Regions from separate parts of the Homo sapiens genome. Here region 2 is linked to region 1. Evidence: read pairs that join two places in POLR2A ChIA-PET (ENCODE). Cell type or tissue: GM12878. All regions are shown on one strand. Each heading gives the region's core, and the rest is flanking DNA. Links, peaks and the distances in the headings are about the cores only. Region 1 has its middle 8.3 kb from the start of FSCN1. Region 2 overlaps RNF216 (ring finger protein 216).

Region 1 (8,328 bases), core at 95-8,094:
GAGAGCCTGTGAATGGCGTCTCTGTTGCTGTGCAGCCGCTGGCTCTGTGGCACCCGCGAGGAGGCCTGGTACGGCCAGCGCCCTGCATGGGACCCTGGGGAGTGGGAGGAGCTGATTCTAGGGCAGGAGTCCTGCCAGGCCTGGCTTCCCGGCTGACCACAGGGCCACAGGACAGCTGTGCCCTCCAGGGCCCTGAGCCACACTACAGCATGGTCAGCCAGAGCCCGGGAGGACAGGACCAGGCTGTCACTCCCACTGTCCTGCCTCTACCAACATCTCTACCAATTATTATTATTATTATTATTATTATTATTATTATTATTATTTGAGATGGAGTTTCACTCTTTTTGCCCAGGCTGGAGTGGAATGGTGCAATCTCGGCTCACCACAAGCTCTGCTTCCCAGGTCCAAGTGATTCTCCTGCCTCAGCCTCCCAAGTAGCTGGGATTACAGGTGTGCGCCACCACGCCCTGCTAATTTTGTATTTTTAGTAGAGACGGGGTTTCTGCATGTTGGTCAGGCTGGTCTCGAACTCCCGATCTCAGGTGATCTGCCCTCCTCGGCCTCCCAAAGTGCTGGGATTACAGGCGTGAGCCACCGCACTGGACCTGATTAATTTTTTTAAAACAGGGTCTCGGCCAGGCCCGGTGGCTCATGCCTATAATCCCAGCAATTTAGGAGGCCAAGGGGGCATGGATCACCTAAGGTCAGGAGTTCAAGTCCAGCCTGGCAAACATGGTGAAACCCTGTCTCTACTAAAAACACAAAAAATTAGCCAGGCGTGGTGGCACACGCCTGTAATCCCAGCTACTTGGGAGGCTGAGGCGGGAGAATCTCTTGAAGCCGGGAAGCAGAGGTTGCAGTGAACCGACATTGCACCACTGCACTCCAGCCTGGGTGACAGAGTGAGACTCCATCTCAAAATAAATAAAAATAAAATAAAATAAAACAAGGTCTCATTCTCTTACCCAGGCTGGAGTGCAGTGGTACAATCAGAGCTCACCCCAGCCACAAACTCCTGGACTCAAGTGATCCTCCCACCTCAGCCTCCCTTGAATAGCTAGGACTACAAGTGTATGCCTCCAGGCCTGGCTAATTGTTTTTAATTTTTTGGTAGAGGCAGGGATCTCATTGTATTGCCCAGGCTGGGGTCCCAAACTCCTGATCACAAGTGAACCTCCTGCCTCAGCCTCTGAAAGTGCTGGGATTACAGGCATGAGCCACCGTGCCCAGCTCCCTGACAATTTCTGGCTGCATGGACTTCTGGTTACAAGCAGGGAAACTGAGGCCTGGATACAGCAAACAGGATCTGGCCCAGCTTTAAGTGGGGAACATGCAGTTTGGGGGACCCAGGCTCATAGTTCCCATGGGATTTGCAAAGAGGGATGTGGGTGGAGGTGTGACCTCCCCACCACTGCTCCAGGACCTAAACTGTAACCCTTCAAAGACAGGAACTCACCTGTGGATCCATACATGAGCTGCCCTGTGCAGGGGAGGCTCCAGAGTTAACTGTGCAGTCCAGGAGGGCCTTCAGGAGGAGGTGATGCCTACACTGGGTGAATAAGAGTTCAAGGGGGCAGAGCCAGGCAAGGCAGGAGCAAAGGAAAATAGGTGGGGGACCTGGAATCTGGCCCTGAAAACGTGTTCCTTGATATCTTTTCTGTTTCTGTCACTCTTCTGTTGATGATGACCAGAGGTCGGGGCCTGGATTGGCTTCAGTGGGGACTCAGAGGCCGCACCTTCTGGCCATGGTACTCACCTGGCCATCCCCCCTACTCACCCGGTGGCCGATGCTGGTCCTGCTCCAAACCCAAGTGCGTTCTGCAAAGTGAGGCCGCAGCGGCAAGTGCTTGGCAAGTGCCTGGCTAATTAAGAGGACATTAGCGCCCTGGGCAGAGCCCGGCTCCTGCCAAGATGTCCCTGCCAGGAGAGGGGCTGCCGGCTGCTGCCAGGCCTTGGCCTCCCTGCTTGGCCGCCACCTCATCCTGCTTTCACTGAGGGCCGGGGCCCGGCATGCCAGGGCTCTCCCCGGCCCCGGCACCAGTGCCCAAGACACCTCAGTCTTGAACGGTCCTCCTGCCTCTGGCCTCAGGCCCCACCTGCCACTCACTCCTCCCTGAGCCTGCACCATCTGCCACTCACTCCTCCCTGAACCACCTCTGCTGTAAACACCCACCGGGCCAGGCGTGGTGGCTCATAGTGACGTCACCGTCAGCCGGGAGGACCCAGGCACCTGTTCTTCTCCAATTCAGCAAGGTGAATTGGAGCACTGGTTTTGGTTTGTTCTTTTTTGTTTGTTTTGAGACAGAGTCTCACTCTGTTACCCAGGCTGGAGGGGCGGTGGTACAATCTTGGCTCACTGCACTCCGCCTCCCAGGGAGGCCTCAGCCTCTGGAGTAGCTGGATTACAGGCATGCACCACTACACCCAGCTAATTTTTGTGTTTTTAGTAGAGACGGGGTTTTGCCATGTTGGCCAGGCTGGTCTCAAACTCCTGACCTCAGGTGATCCGCCCGCCTCGGCCTCCCAAAGTGCTGGGATTCCAGGCGTGAGCCACCACGCCCAGCCCGAGCACTGTTCTGACCGATTTCTGAGGCTCACGGGGGCAAAAATCAGAATAAGCATCGCTCTCAGTGACAATGCTACGACCTCCACCTTCATCACCTCCATCCCACCCACCCGGGCAGCCAAGGTAGGTTCCTGAAGGTGGTCAAATCCAGGGCGCCCCTCTCCACCCCACACTTCTCCCGTGGCTCCCCAGTGCCCCAAGAGGGCCCAAAGCCCTGAAGGCTCTGGGCTCCTGGGGGGCCTCTGCCCATCTCTCCTGCCACCCTCCCTTCTCTTCTCCCCGCCAGTCCACCTCTCCAACCTCGATGCCATTGCACCTGCTGTGCCTGTTGCCTGCCCAACAAAGCTGCCTGCCAAAGCCCTGCTCATCCCAAAGACTCTGGCTCAGACATCACCCACCTCCTCTGGGGTGGCGCCTGCCTCCACGCTTGTAATCCCAGCTCCCGGCCCCTTCCGTGAGCACCCCCAGATGGGAGCTTGGCACTTTCACCAGGTTTGGGTGTCCCAGGGCTTGGGGCAGGCATCTGGCCCAGCGCCGTCCAATAGAACATTCTGCAATAATGGAAATGTTCTTTTTTCTTTATTTGATTTTTTTTGAGACAGAGTCTCCCTCTGTTGCCCAGGCTGAAATGCAGTGGTGCGATCACAGCTCACTGCAACCTCCGCCTCCCAGGCTCAAGCGATTCTCCCACCTCAGCCTCCCGAGTAGCTGGGACCACAAGTGTGCACCACCGAGCCCAGCTAATTTAAAAAAAAAATGTTTTTGTAGAAACTGGGTTCTTGCCATGTGGCCTATGCTGGTCTCAAACTCCTGGCCTCAAGTGATCCTCCCACCTCAATCTCCCAAAGTGCTGGGACTTACAGGTGTGAGCCACTGTGCCTGGCCTGGAAATGTTCTTTTTTTTTTTTTTCTTTTTGAGATGGAGTTTCGCTCTTGTCCCCCAGACATGAACAACCGCGCCAGCCCTGGAAAGGTTCTATAAGCTTCTCTGCCCGTTAACAAGAGCTGTCCTTGACACATGTGGCTTTTGAGCAATAGTGAGAAACAAACAAAAAAACCCTTTGCCCTTTGATGTGAGAAATGCCAGCCCCCTTAAATTATCAGGCCCAGAAAGGCATTTAAAATGTAACAGCAGTCAATGAAACAAGTCATACCAAAAAGCCACATTGCTCTCTCCTAAGCCCCAACCCCACTCCATTCCTGTGGCCAGTGGTCCAAACAGAAAATAACTGGAGAAGACAAGGAGGTCAAAGGATCAGGGAACTAAGCATTATGTGAGTTCACCAGCAAGATGTATAGAATGCTGGTGTTTACATTGCTTTTATGGAACTAGCAGAATAAAAATGATTAAAAAAAAAAAAGTAACAGCAGTTAAAAGGCCGGGCGTGGTGGCTCATGCCTGTAATCCTAGCACCTTGAGAGGCCGAGGCCGGTGGATGACAAGGTCAGGAGTTCGAGACCATCCTGGCTAACATAGTGAAACCCTGTCTCTACTAAAAATACAAAAATTAGCCGGGCTTGGTGGCACACGCCTGTAATCCCAGCTACTCGGGAGGCTGAGGCAGGAGAATCACTTGAACCTGGGAGACAGAGGTTGCAGTGAGCCGAGATCGCGCCATTGCACTCCAGCTTGGGCAACAAGAGTGAAACTCCGTCTCAAAAAAAAAAAAAAGTAACAGCAGTCACATCTCACTTTCTATTGAGCTAAATAATTACGTCCTGAAGCTACTTGCTACATGGACTCTGGGCTCTGGACCAGCTAATGCCCAAGTGGCCACAGACGCCATCCACCCTGTGGGTCTGTCTACAACATATAACCAATCACTAGCCAAAGTTATTTCTGTAAGCCAATGAGAATTCCGAATGAACAGAGCTTGTAATTGTCTCCTGTCCTGATTCGTCCTTTTCTTCTTTAAAAAGTTGAGCCTCCACTCCTGTTATCGCAGCACTTTGGGAGGCCAAGGTGGGCGGATCACCTGAGGACAGGAGTTTGAGATCAGCCTGGCCAACATGGTGAAACCCCGTCTCTACTAAAAGTACAAAAATTAGCTGGGCGTGAGCCACTGCGCCTGGCCTCTTTTCTTTTTTTGGTGGGGTCTTGCTCTGTCACCCAGGCTGGAGTGCAGTGGCGTGAATTTGGCTTACTGCAACCTCTGCCTCCTAGACTCTGTAGCAGGATGAGCCGCAGACAAAACTCAGACACCGAGTTAAAGAAGGAAGGGGTTTATTTGGCCAGGGGCATCAGCAAGACTCCTGTCTCAAGAGCCAAGCTCCCCGAGTGAGCAATTCCTGTCCCTTTTAAGGGCTCACAACTCTAAGGGGGTGCACGTGAGAGGGTCGTGATTGAGCAAGCAGGGGGTACGTGACTGGGGGCTGCATGCACCGGTAATTAGATCAGAACAAAACCAGATAGGGATTTTCACAGTGCATTTCTATACAATGTCTGTAGTCTATAGATAACATCACCGATTAGATCAGGGGTCGATCTTTAACTACGAGGCCCAGGGTGTGGCGCTGGGCTGTCTGCCTGTGGTTTTCATTTCTGCCTTTTAGTTTTTACTTTTTCTTTCTTTGGAGGCAGAAATTGGGCATAAGACAATATGAGGGGTGGTCTCCTCCCTTAACTCAAGTGATCCTTCCACCTCAACCTCCTAAGTAGCTGGGACTAAAGGAATGCAACACCATGCCCAGATAGGTTTTTGTATTTTTTTGTAAAGACAAGGTCTCACCATGTTGTCCAACCTGGTCTCAAACTCCTGGCTGTAAGCAATCCTCCCACCTCAGCCTCCCAAAGTGCTGGGATTACAGGTATGAGCCACCACACCTGGCCCACTTTTTTTCTTTTTCTTTCTTTCTTTTCTTTTTTTTTTTTTTTTTTTTTTTGAGACAAAGTCTCACTCTGTCACCCAGGCTGGAGTGCAGTGGCATGACCTCGGCTCACTGCAACCTCCACCTCCCAGGTTCAAGCGATTCTTCTGCCTCAGCCTCCTGAGTAGCTGGGACTACAGATGTGTGCCACCAAGCCCAGCTAATTTTTGTATTTTTAGTAGAGATGGGGTTTCACCATGTTGGCCAGGCTGGTTTCGAACTCCTGACCTCATGATCTGCCCACTCAGCCTCCCAAAATGCTGGGATTACAGGTGTGAGCCACCACGCCTGGCCCACTTTTTCTAATTCATACATGGGCACTGTCGGGGCAGTGGAGTCTCACCTCACCCCTATTTCCCTGGGCCATTCCCAGACCCCTTCGGGAACTCCCTCTTGCAGTCATGGTAGCTTCAAATGCAAGAAAGAGAAAACTCTAACTCAACTGGCTAACCAGCAAGATGTTTCATTATAGCAAGAAACAAGAAGCCCCAAAGAGGGGAGTTTCCAGGGTTGGTTCACTGTAACAGAGCTGGAAAGGACCCTGGAACTTCCCCCACTTCTCACTCTGCCTTCCCTGTCAGGTGAACTCTGCCTTCAGGCTCAGGTCCTCAGAATCTCAAGGCAGCTGCCAGGGCTCCAGACATCACATCTCCCCAGCACTATCTAAAACAGACTTTTGAGAAATTATGAACCTTCTCACAGTATCAAGTTTTTAAATGCACAAGATAAAATGCATATGAATATAAAGAAAGCCAGTTATGACCAGGTGTGGTCGTGGTCGATCTCAGCACTTTGGGAGGCCAAAATGGACAGATTGAATGAGTCTAGGAGTTCAAGACAAGGCTGGGCAACATAGCAAGACCCTGTCTCTGCAAAAAGTAATTGCCTCAGCCAGGCATGGTGGCTCATGCCTGTAATCCCAGCACTTTGGGAGACCAAGGCCAGCGGATTATCTGAGATCAGGAGTTCGAGACCAACATGGTGAAACCCCATCTCTACTTAAAAAAATACAAAAATTAGCTGGGCGTGGTGGTGGGCGCCTGTAATCCCAGCTACTTGGGCAGCTGAGGCAGAAGAATCACTTGAACCCAGGAGGCGGAGGTTTCAGTGAGCCAAGATTTTGCAACTGCATTCCAGCCTGGGTGACAGAGCAAGACTCCATCTCAAAAGAAAAAAAAAGAGTATTATGATTTTTTTTTTTTTTTTGAGACAGAGTTTCGCTCTTGTCGCCCCAGGCTGGAGTGCAATGGTGCGATCTCGGCTCACTACAACCTCCACTTCCCAGGCTCAAGTGATTCTCCTACCTCAGCCTCCCAAGTAGCTGGGATTACAGGCACATGCCACCATGCTCGGCTAATTTTTGTATTATTAGTAGAGACCAGGTTTCACCATGTTGCCCAGGCTGGTCTCGAACTCCTGACCTCAGGCGATCCGCCCGCCTCGGCCTCTCCCAAAGTGCTGGGATTACAGGCGTGAGCCACCATGCCTGGCCTAGAGTATTAATTTTTTAAAAAATCGCCTCAACTTCCCAGGTTCAAGTGATTCTCCCACCTCATCCTCCCGACTAGGTGGGACTACAGGCATGCACCACCACACCGGGCTAAATTTTGTATTTTTGGTAGAGACGGGGTCTCACCATGTTGCCCAGGCTGGTCTCGAACCCCTGAGCTCACCTGATCCTCCCACCTCAGCCTCCCAAAGTGCTGGGGTTAAAGGAATGAGCTACCATGCCGGGTCATGCTATGCATATTTTACAACAATTAATTTTTTATTTTAAAGCCATGCCTTGTCCTAAAACCATGCCCCTCCCTGCAAGAAGCCGGGGACCTGGTGCCTGCATTAGACCAATTAATGTCTACACTGGCGGCCATGGCGAGACGTCTCCACTAAAACCCCAAACCAGGTTTCTGTTGGAAGGAGGAGGAGGAAGTTAGGGGCGTCTGCTGCTTTTCCCTCACTCCCTCTCCAGGCCACTCCTTGCATCCCTGGCGCCTCCAGGAAATCTCTGGCTTCCTCTCCAGGGCGCTTCCTCTGTGCTTCCCTGGCTGCACTCCGAAGACCTGGGTAGCCCATTAAATTGAAAATCCAGAGCACTGGGTCCCTTCCTCCCTGCAAGGAGGGCTTAATTTCCAAACTTTCCTGGCAGGTGAAGAGAAACATCTGCCTCCGTCCCGGCCCCGCTGGAGTAGCCAGGAAAACAAGACTTTTGTTTCCATAGTGAAACAGCTGGGCCACCCCCATCCTGCCCTGCTGGGATTTTCCAAGGCTTCATATCCATTTCCAGTTTCCAGACTGAAAACCACGTGGGCCCAGGTGCGGGAGACCTGGGTGCTGACCTTGCTGGTGCCCTCGACTTGCTGTGTGCCCTTGGGTAAGTCTCTTGCCCTCTCTGAGCTGTGAGTCAGTGAAGGGGTTGAATGGGATGACCTCTGAGGTGCCTCCCAGCACCAGTGCCTCACTGATGTGGTCACTACAGGCTATAAATCCACCAGCTCCCTAACGATTGACACGATTGACTCCTTTTTTTTTGGAGATGGAGTCTCACTCTGTTCTGTTGCCCAGGTTGCAGTGCAGTGGCACGATCTCGGCTCACTGCAACCTCTGCCTCCCGGGTTCAAGCAATTCTCCTGCCTCAGCCTCCCAAGTAGCTCGAGTACAGGTGCACACCGTGACACTCAGCTTATTTTTTGTATTTTAGCAGAGACAGGGTTTCACCGTGTTGCCCAGGCTGGTCTCGAACTCCTGAGCTCAGGCAATTCACCTGCCTCAGCCTCCCAAAGTGCTGGGATTACAGGCGTGAGCCACCGTGCCCGACTGACTTCTTTTTTTTTTTTTGAGACAGACTCTTGTTCTGTTACCCAGGCTGGAGTGCAGAGGTACAATCTCAGCTC
Region 2 (8,328 bases), core at 72-8,071, 110 kb before region 1:
GTAAGAAAGAGAAAGGGCAACCACGGCCCTAACTGACCATCAGTGGGATGAGAGAGTGATGGTGACTGCTGTGAGGAACATGCGGCTCTGCATGAGCGACATGGGTCTGGGCCTGACCAGGCCGTGGTGGGGTCTTATTGGCGGAGATGGGGAGAACTTTACTCCAGGCCCAGAGAATGACACGAGCAAAGCTGGGTGAAGGGTCAGCAAGTAGACAGGTGTGTCCAGAGCAGAAGGAAGCAGGACTTTGAAGATAAATAGACCCTGTTGAGGGCTTTGCAATGCAGAACAAAACAAGGAGGGTGGATTTTATTTTGGAGACTTCCCCTACCCCCGTCCCTGGAGCTGTTGCTGGCGTAATGGAGGGACACAGTGGGATCACATGCTGCTTGTGGGAGGGTGAATTTTGTAGATCCTTGAAAGGGAGTGGGAGGGAGGGAGAGATCAGATATAGAATATCAAGGGAATTGGAACACCTTGCCAATGTAGTCACTATGGCAAGTCATTTCTAGTAACCTGGGGACATGCCGTCCTCCTACAGCCCTCCCAGAGCCCGTTCGTACAATGTTGCAGGTATTTGCTGTGATTACTTTTCCCATTTTCCAGAAGACCTAGGTGGGATTTGGCCTGAAGGAACCTGGTTCTAAGGGCAGGTTGGGGGCAAGAGGGGAGACGTGGGGCAGTAGTCAAAAGCGAGGATGGCAGCAGCCAAGGAAGAGGCTTTGGTGAAGAGCGGCCGAAGCGAGACCATAGGACACGATCTTGGGCACGCGTGTCTAGGAGGCTGCCCCGGCCTGCTCCTCCTTCCTGTGGTGTGTGTGGGTGCCCTGGAGTAGATCATTGGGCAGTTGCTGCTTTGCTGCATTCCCACCGGCCAGTGAATTTGTTTTAGTCCTCAGGTGCTTTACATAAGGAGGAAACCATGTAACCTTCACAAGTTTTTTCCCAGTCATTTAAAAAGGCTTGTTTTCCAGCCGAAGGCATGTCGAATAAGCTTAATTTCTCTCACTCAGATCAGCTTAATTTCTCTGTGATGTGCATACAGAGAATTGCTTAATTCTCCTTTTGCAACATGTTTTCCCAGCTGCTGAGAGCCCTGCTTTTTTTCCATGGGCCTCCTGACAGAAATACAAACAATTTAAAGCCATGCGGTACCAACTGCTCTTCGTCACCACATGGACTGTGGATGTCAGTGTGTTTCCCCTTGGGCTGGATTTGTCTGGAGCTGGTGGCTGCTTTCTTGTCCTTCCGTGCCTCCTGGGAGTCAGGGATCAAGGCCGTGCTGGGTTGTGCTGAGAGCCACAGCCCCTCCTTCAAGTGGGGTACCCTCCCTTCCCAGCCTAGTCCTACATCCTTGTTGTGTGAGGAAATGAAGTCTGTTCCTTGGATGCGTTCTGACGGGAAACATGTTTTCTGTGGCACCTCTGCTTAGTCTTTCAGTGCAACACAAACAGCCTTTTGATACCTTGTTTTGTAAAAAGTACATTTCCACAATGGGGCTTGACACTGTTCATAAATAAACACATCCGTTTACAGGCAAAGCAAGGGAAGAACACATAAGGGAACAGTTTGACCAGGGGTTTTGCTTTTCCCTCTGTGAATGCCTGGTGTGCACCATCCATCCGAGGATGACTAGGGGAGAACACTATTCTGTGGCTGCCAAAACCACAACAAATGACAACTTTCCATTCTGTCATCTCTCTCGGCACCACTGCTAGCAAGCAATTCATTTTTCTACCATAAAAGGGCAATAGAACTTGTCTATAGCTGCGGTGTCTTCTGCTCTGCAGAGAGAGAGCAGGAGACCGGCAGGGAGAGGCACTCTCAGCAGTAGGCGCAACCGTGCTCACCCCGTGCCTAACAGCCTTGCTTAGTCCGGGCTCCGAGGCAGCAGCAGCCATAAGAAAAAACAGGAGAGGAAGGCGATGTGGCGCTTCTGCCGGGCCCTCAGACTGGGGAGTGTGAGGTCAGGACAGGCTGGCGTGTCGTTTTCGTCTCTGTGGCTGCTGGACGTGTGAATGTGTGGTTCAAACCTTGGTACAAGTTGCTGCACTGGGTCTGCGCAGGTGGTTTTGTATATTGGTATTTGGTACTCTTGACTTGCAGTTGTAGATGTTAGATTTATAAGCCGGACCCAGGAGGTCATATAACCCAGACATGCTTGTTGTACAGATGAAGAACCGTGGATAGGTTAAGTGCTAACTTCGTGTAGCTTGAAGTCATTGAACTTCTTGGCTATATATGAACTTTGGGTTCAGGGGTAGTTCCCTAACCCATCTGTGTCCCCATTGGCCCATTAGTGTATTTTTTGGCTCAGTTAAAGTTGAGCCACAGAAGCCTTAACTAATAGAAATACAGTTCTTAGTTGGTGGATTTGTATGTCAGTTAACCAGGGTCTTTGGAAAGTATATTGTCTTTTCTATAAAATGCTTGGGTCCTTTAGATGATTATAAATAAATGTTCAAAATCAAAACAGGAGTAGTTAGTAGACAAATGCTTAGCTATTTTGACAACACCTAGAACACTTTGAGAGAGTGGCTGTAAAATTTCTGCCCAGTGCACCCTGGCAGACCAGGAGACCAGCCCAACACAAGCTACGCAGCTACAGAGAATGTACTTTCCATAGGCTGAAGGGCATGGCCACCATACACATCTCTGCTCCAGGGCAGGCAGGTCCTCAAATTGCGCCACAAGTGGGCCTCATCCTTTGGCTTGGAGCCCTTGAAGGTTTTCCTATAAACAAGAACTGAGATTTGTTTTGTCGTTTAAACTTACCTTAATTCTGACTGTCTGATCTCATAGCAGATGTTGGAACTGAACTAAGCACATTGCCAAGGGAATAAAAATTGTGTCCAAGAATCTTGCTGATCTGGAAGTTTTGGAGGAAAGCAGGGATTTCAAGGTCAAATGTTATTACCCAGATAGTGCTCGTGGTCAGAATAGATTCTGAGCTCATTGGATCTGAATCAAAAGTTAACTCAGAAGTCATTCCTTAAAGAGAATATCATTGAGTAGCAGTGGCGGAAGCAAGCTCAGTGTGAATGATTCAAGTACTGCATACCTAGACCTTGTTTTGAAGCTGAAAGACTTGTTTGAAAACTGTTCCAGCAAATAAAGAAATTGAGTAGGCCGTCCTAAAATGGAAAGTTTACAAAATGCCCTTTTTAGTAAGACCTTTCTGGATTCTTCTTTTCTCAATAGTGTAAAACTGACTATCTTGATCTATCAAAGAGCTAAGTGGTATAATTTCCTTGGCACTTTCCAAGACCTTTACTGCCTTTGGAATAAACCCATGATGCCTGGGAGCATTCGTCTCACTGTGCTTCTCTCATGTTCTTTGCTTGTGGAAATGTTGGAAGCCTTTGTTTTTTTGGTCAACAACAGCAAGTGAATTCCATCTTATAGAACAGTTATTAATTTTCGTTGTGTCATTTTTAAGGCTGATTTCTTAAGCAAATAGCATCTCCTTGTTGGCCAGAGAGTCTCTACCCGCGTCCATCTCTGTCTTTGCATGCCTGGGCTGCCTGGCCATGGGTGACCAGCTTTAGAGACATCAGCCTTCTTGCTTCCTAATTTGGTCACAGTATGCTTCAGGCAGTCTTGCCTAACTTTAGAACAACACAAGCACAGGGAGCAGCTTTGATATAGCAAAGGGGAATTTCCTCTTATCAAAAGACCTACAGTTCCCTTCTTACTTCCTCTAAAAAGAGGAATTGACACTTGGGGAGGTTGTAGCTTGCTCTGAAGTTCCCTCTTTAAGCTTGGCTTCTTCATGCCGGCTTCTTCCTAGCTAGTTCCTGCTCTTTCCTTCCTCAAATGTCTTGGAGCTTCTTAGCATTAAAGGAGTTTAATTTTATTCTTAAGGAAATCCAATGCAATACCCATCAGCAGGGAACAATTTCAGTACATTTTGGTACCTCAGTACAGTGGAGGTCCATACCGGGGGGTCAGCATCCATACTGAGGTTCAGCAGACTTTTTCTGTAAACATCCATACCAGGGGTCAGCAGACTTTTTCTGTAAAAGGCAAGGTAGTAAATATTTCAGGCTTTGCGGACCATATGGTATCTATCCCAGCTACCTAACTCTGCCTTTATAGCGTGAAAGTAACCACAGACAATATGTAAACAAATGAATGTGGCTGTGTCCCAGTATAATTATATTTACAAAAATTGGCAGAGGGCCAGATTGGCCAGTGAGCTGTAGTTTGCCAACCCGTAGCATATACCATAGCGTTTAAAAGAATGACGTGGAATCCCGTTGTGCAAATATGGAGCTGTCTCCAAGATATTAAGTGAAAAAAGCAAGACGTAGAACAATGGGTGCAATATGCCCACAATTGTGTCTTAAATGGGAGGAGGAAGAGATGCTTGCTGACACAGACATAAAATCTATTTGGAAGGATAGATAAGAAATGGGTAGCAGTGAATCGCTTTTGAGGATGCTCACCAAGGGTTAAGGGAGGAGTGTGCATGTGTCACATTGTATACCCATTGTCATTAACTTAGTCATGTCTGAACATGAGCAAAAGAATTTTTGTTTTGTTTGTATTAAGAGAACTTGAAAAATAGAAATGTGATTATTAAAATATGCTTGTGTATTTTCAAACTCCAAGCTATTTCTTCTGGTGTGTTGGAAGGCTTATTTTACCACCTAAAAAGGAGTGCCTTGCCTCGGGCTGGAGGCGAGGGATGGCGTTTTGTGGTGTGTGGAAGGAGCTGGAACTGAGCAGCTCTGCCTTTCTCCTCGCTCGCCTTCTGCACGGGCTCTGCTTGCAGCACAAGCTCTGGCACTGTCGGACAGGATACAGCCAGTGAGAAACCTTGGACCAGAAGTCAGGGCCCCGCGGGAATTAGTATGGCTTTTAGTAGTTAGAATTCAAGACTGTTTCCAACTGCTGCCTTTTCCCACAGAGTATGTCTGACTAACAAGGATGGGTTCTGATTCACCCGGCGTTGCTATGACCGCTTTTTAAAAATGTCTGCTTTGGGTTGTGAAATCAGCAAATAAAGTTGTTACTTTCCTAGTATGTGTAACAGTTAGCTTTTGGTATGTGAGGAACAAGTAAAAGGCTTAGTGGCAAATCCTTGTCTGCTTAGAAGGCAGTGTACATATAAACAACTAAAAAATTCCCATTTGGCTGCCAGCCTCGATTCATAGTTCCCTCTTCCAGCTCCCAAGCAAATATTTTTCAAATAGCCGTGCTAAGCCTTTTCCAGGCATGATTTGCGGGCTTACTTGCTGTCATTCTATTTTTCAGCAAAACTCTGGGTAGGAATGTCGGAAATTATACCTTTTGAAATCCCTCCTTGAAAACATGGAGATTTGTAGGTATGCAGAGGCAATTGTAACAATATAAAGTATTGTATCTCTTCCACTAGAGTAGGAGGGCCTGACTGTCGGCCCCTGGGGTCTGTCTTTCATTACTTGTCTTGACTTCCGCTGTAAAAGCATTAAGTGGGAAGGTAGCAGTTCTGCTGAACAAGCAGACATTGCCTTCTGTAAGAGAAGTTATTTAAAACATCGAAAATATGTTTGAAAGATATTGGTGTAGTTTCCTCTGACCTCAATTTCATACACTAGTAACTCTCCGGTGTCTAGAGTTAGTACTGATGGACTCCCTGCCGGGTGGCCAGAACCATGTGTCCATGCCAGATAGAAGATTCTACTTCACTTGATTGAGGACGCTAAGAAGTTGTGCTTTGCCATACATGTTGCCCCTAAGGAGAAGCTGGGCATTTTAAAGAATAGACTTAAAACTAACACACATACTCTGTTTTTCTCACACACACATTCCCCCTCTCCCCTTCTCTTCTACACACACCAGCACTGCCTTCCCCACCCCCACCATAGCTCTCTCCATTACTGCCTTTAACCTTGAAACCTCTCTTGTACACTTACGCATTCATCTGTTCCTGCTCTTGTATCATTAATGGGCCTGGAGCAATCCAGCCAGGAGCAATCCAGCCAGAACAGGAACACTGACATTACTAATTACTGCTTATAACTGAGAAGTAAGGAGCAGTGAGTAAAGTGGGTCACAAGACAGTGTCCTAGCAGTCAAATGCTGCCGTCGGCCCGAGTGGCGAGGTGTCAGGTGGCTTGTCTCCCCTTCACCATGGGTAGACCTGGCAGAGCACCCTGTTGGCATGAGCAGAAGTGCTGTCACGTTGATCACCCAGGCTCACCGTCTACACACACGGTTAGAGAAATGGGTGTGCTTCTGTCGGAACTTAAAAACATGGCAGATCAACCCGTGAGAACAGAGTTCTTTGCACGGCTGTGTGAGCTGGGAAGAGACGACAGGCAGAAAAGGTGCTGCAGGGGGTGTGTGGAGGTGGAGCTTCAGCCTCTCCTGGCTGTGTGCTGGATAAGCCCTGAACCACAGGGTCCAAGTTGACTCATCTGTAGGTTGTCTTCAGCCCCCAAATCGCAATTCCATGATGAATGTGTACATTTTACACATGTGCGTATGTGTTATTAAGTGTCAGGCTGGTGTGGCAGAGCTGTCCTGGCAGAACATGCGTGTGTACATCCCTGCAGGCTGTCGGGGCATGAGCTCTAGTGTGGGCTGTATTGCAGGAGCATCAGCAGAGAAGGGCGAGATCTTCACTCTACCTCTCACTAGCCCTGGGCACTTCCCACTGCCTTTGTGGACTTCTGTTTGCTCTTCTGTAGAATGGGATAACAGTGCCAGTCCTGCTTACTATTTAGGGTTATGTGATGCTTGCAGATGTACAGGGAAAGCACTGCTGATGGGAGCTGCTGAAGTTTCTAGGGGAGGTGAAGGTGGCGCCTCCTCCCCTGGTCTAAGTGGTAGATGGTGCAGGGAGAGGAGAATTTCATTCTGTGGCAGCAGCTGATAGATTCCAGGTCTTTAATACTACCTGGGAAACCTTAACAAAGCAGTCAGTCACCAAAACTGACCTAGCTTCTGAGCATTGCTAACCATGCTTTTAGAGAAACAGGAAGTAAAAAGGATCTTTAAAATCTTTTTTTTTTTTTTTTGAGATGGAATTTCACTCTTGTTGCCCAGGCTAGAGTGCAATGGCGCGATCTTGGCTCACTGCAACCTCCGCTTCCTGTGTGCAAGAGATTCTCCTGCCTCAGCCTCCCAAGTAGCTGGGATTACAGGTGTGCACCACCATGCCTGGCTAATTTTTTGTATTTTTAGTAGAGACAGGGTTTCACCATGGCCAGGCTGGTCTTAAACTCCTGACCTCAGGTGATCCGCCCGCCTAAGCCTCCCAGAGTGCTGGGATTACAGGCATGAGCCACCCACCGCGCCTGGCCATAAAACCTTTAAAGATGTAAGTAAAATATAATACAGGTGAACTCGGCAAATAAGGGGGGTTACCTGCCCTCCTCTTCTCTTCTCTTTTCTGTTCTTTTTTTTTTTTTGTTTGAGACAGAGTCACCCAGGCTGGAATGCAGTGGCGCAATCTTGGCTCACTGCAACCCCCCGCCTCCTGGATTCAAGTGATTCTCCTGCCTCAGCCTCCCAAGTGGCTGGAATAACACCCAGCTAATTTTTTTGCATTTTTAGTAGAGACGGAATTTTGCCACGCAGGCCAGGCTTGTCTTGAACTCCTAACCTTAGGTGATCCACCTGCCTCGGCCTCCCCAAAGTGCTAGGATTACAGGCGTGAGCCACCATGCCTGGCCTTTGTACTATTTATTAAACTCTGCATATCTAAATGATTTTACTCAAGTCTATCATGTAATTACAGCCCTAAAACTACATTTCTTATGCTTTAAAAACTTGTAGGAAGTCCAAGAGAAAAGGAAAACTACTTGACTACAAGCCTAGGGTTTTTTGTTTTTTGTTTTTTTTTAGAAAATGGCCTCCAGAAAGTGGGAAATTATTGATCACTTGACAACAGAAGGGATGTGGGTTTCTAGGCGCCCTGCCTCCTCGGCTTTGGATGTTTTGCCTTTCACTTTTCTTCTTCTTTCTTTTTTTTTTTTTTTTTAATACTACAAATATGGTTATTGTTGAGAAAGTCTTGGAGTGAGTCATGGTTACAAAAACTGAGCGTAACTTCTGTCACTTTTCCTATACCTCACAAACTAGCCAAAATGCTGCCATATCAGCTTCTGGAGCCAGGCCTGCCCTTTGCCCCCGTCAAGCATCCACCTCCCCAGACCCTTAGCGCTGCACTCCAGGACCCCCTTCCACCTCCCTCCTGTGCTTTTGGTTCTGCATATTGGCTCACAAGGCACTGATGGTGGTGCCATATAATAGGATATCATTTTGTTTCACAGAATCGGCAGCCTGTTCTTTTATGAGAGAGGAAGCCACAGCAGAACCAAGTAAGATGCCAGGCTT

What was found. ChIA-PET counts read pairs that join two places held together with the same protein. Peaks named below come from ENCODE experiments on the same cell type or tissue, not always from the same donor. Only the 100,000 strongest peaks of a DNase experiment are listed, where the experiment ranks them.
Region 2: POLR2A ChIA-PET joins it to region 1 with 11 read pairs; 17 of 35 experiments call an interaction of 5 or more read pairs at or near these places.

The regions. Positions count from the first base shown.
Region 1 is chr7:5,580,355-5,588,682 of GRCh38, reverse strand. No RefSeq gene overlaps it. Among named protein-coding and RNA genes, the nearest start is that of FSCN1, 8.3 kb to the left of the region's middle. RefSeq lists enhancers at 1,434-1,933, 5,793-5,952 and a silencer at 4,312-4,401. In GM12878, for the core only: no CTCF peak of the experiment used is centred there; DNase peaks (open chromatin) are centred at 3,598 and 5,890; H3K4me3 peaks cover 1,303 bases; H3K27ac peaks cover 2,724 bases.
Region 2 is chr7:5,689,007-5,697,334 of GRCh38, reverse strand. All of the region lies in intron 13 of RNF216 (ring finger protein 216), which reads left to right. Among named protein-coding and RNA genes, the nearest start is that of RNF216-IT1, 13 kb to the right of the region's middle. RefSeq lists enhancers at 249-749, 750-1,250, 1,880-2,119. In GM12878, for the core only: no CTCF peak of the experiment used is centred there; DNase peaks (open chromatin) are centred at 1,684 and 3,634; H3K4me3 peaks cover 4,056 bases; H3K27ac peaks cover 7,092 bases.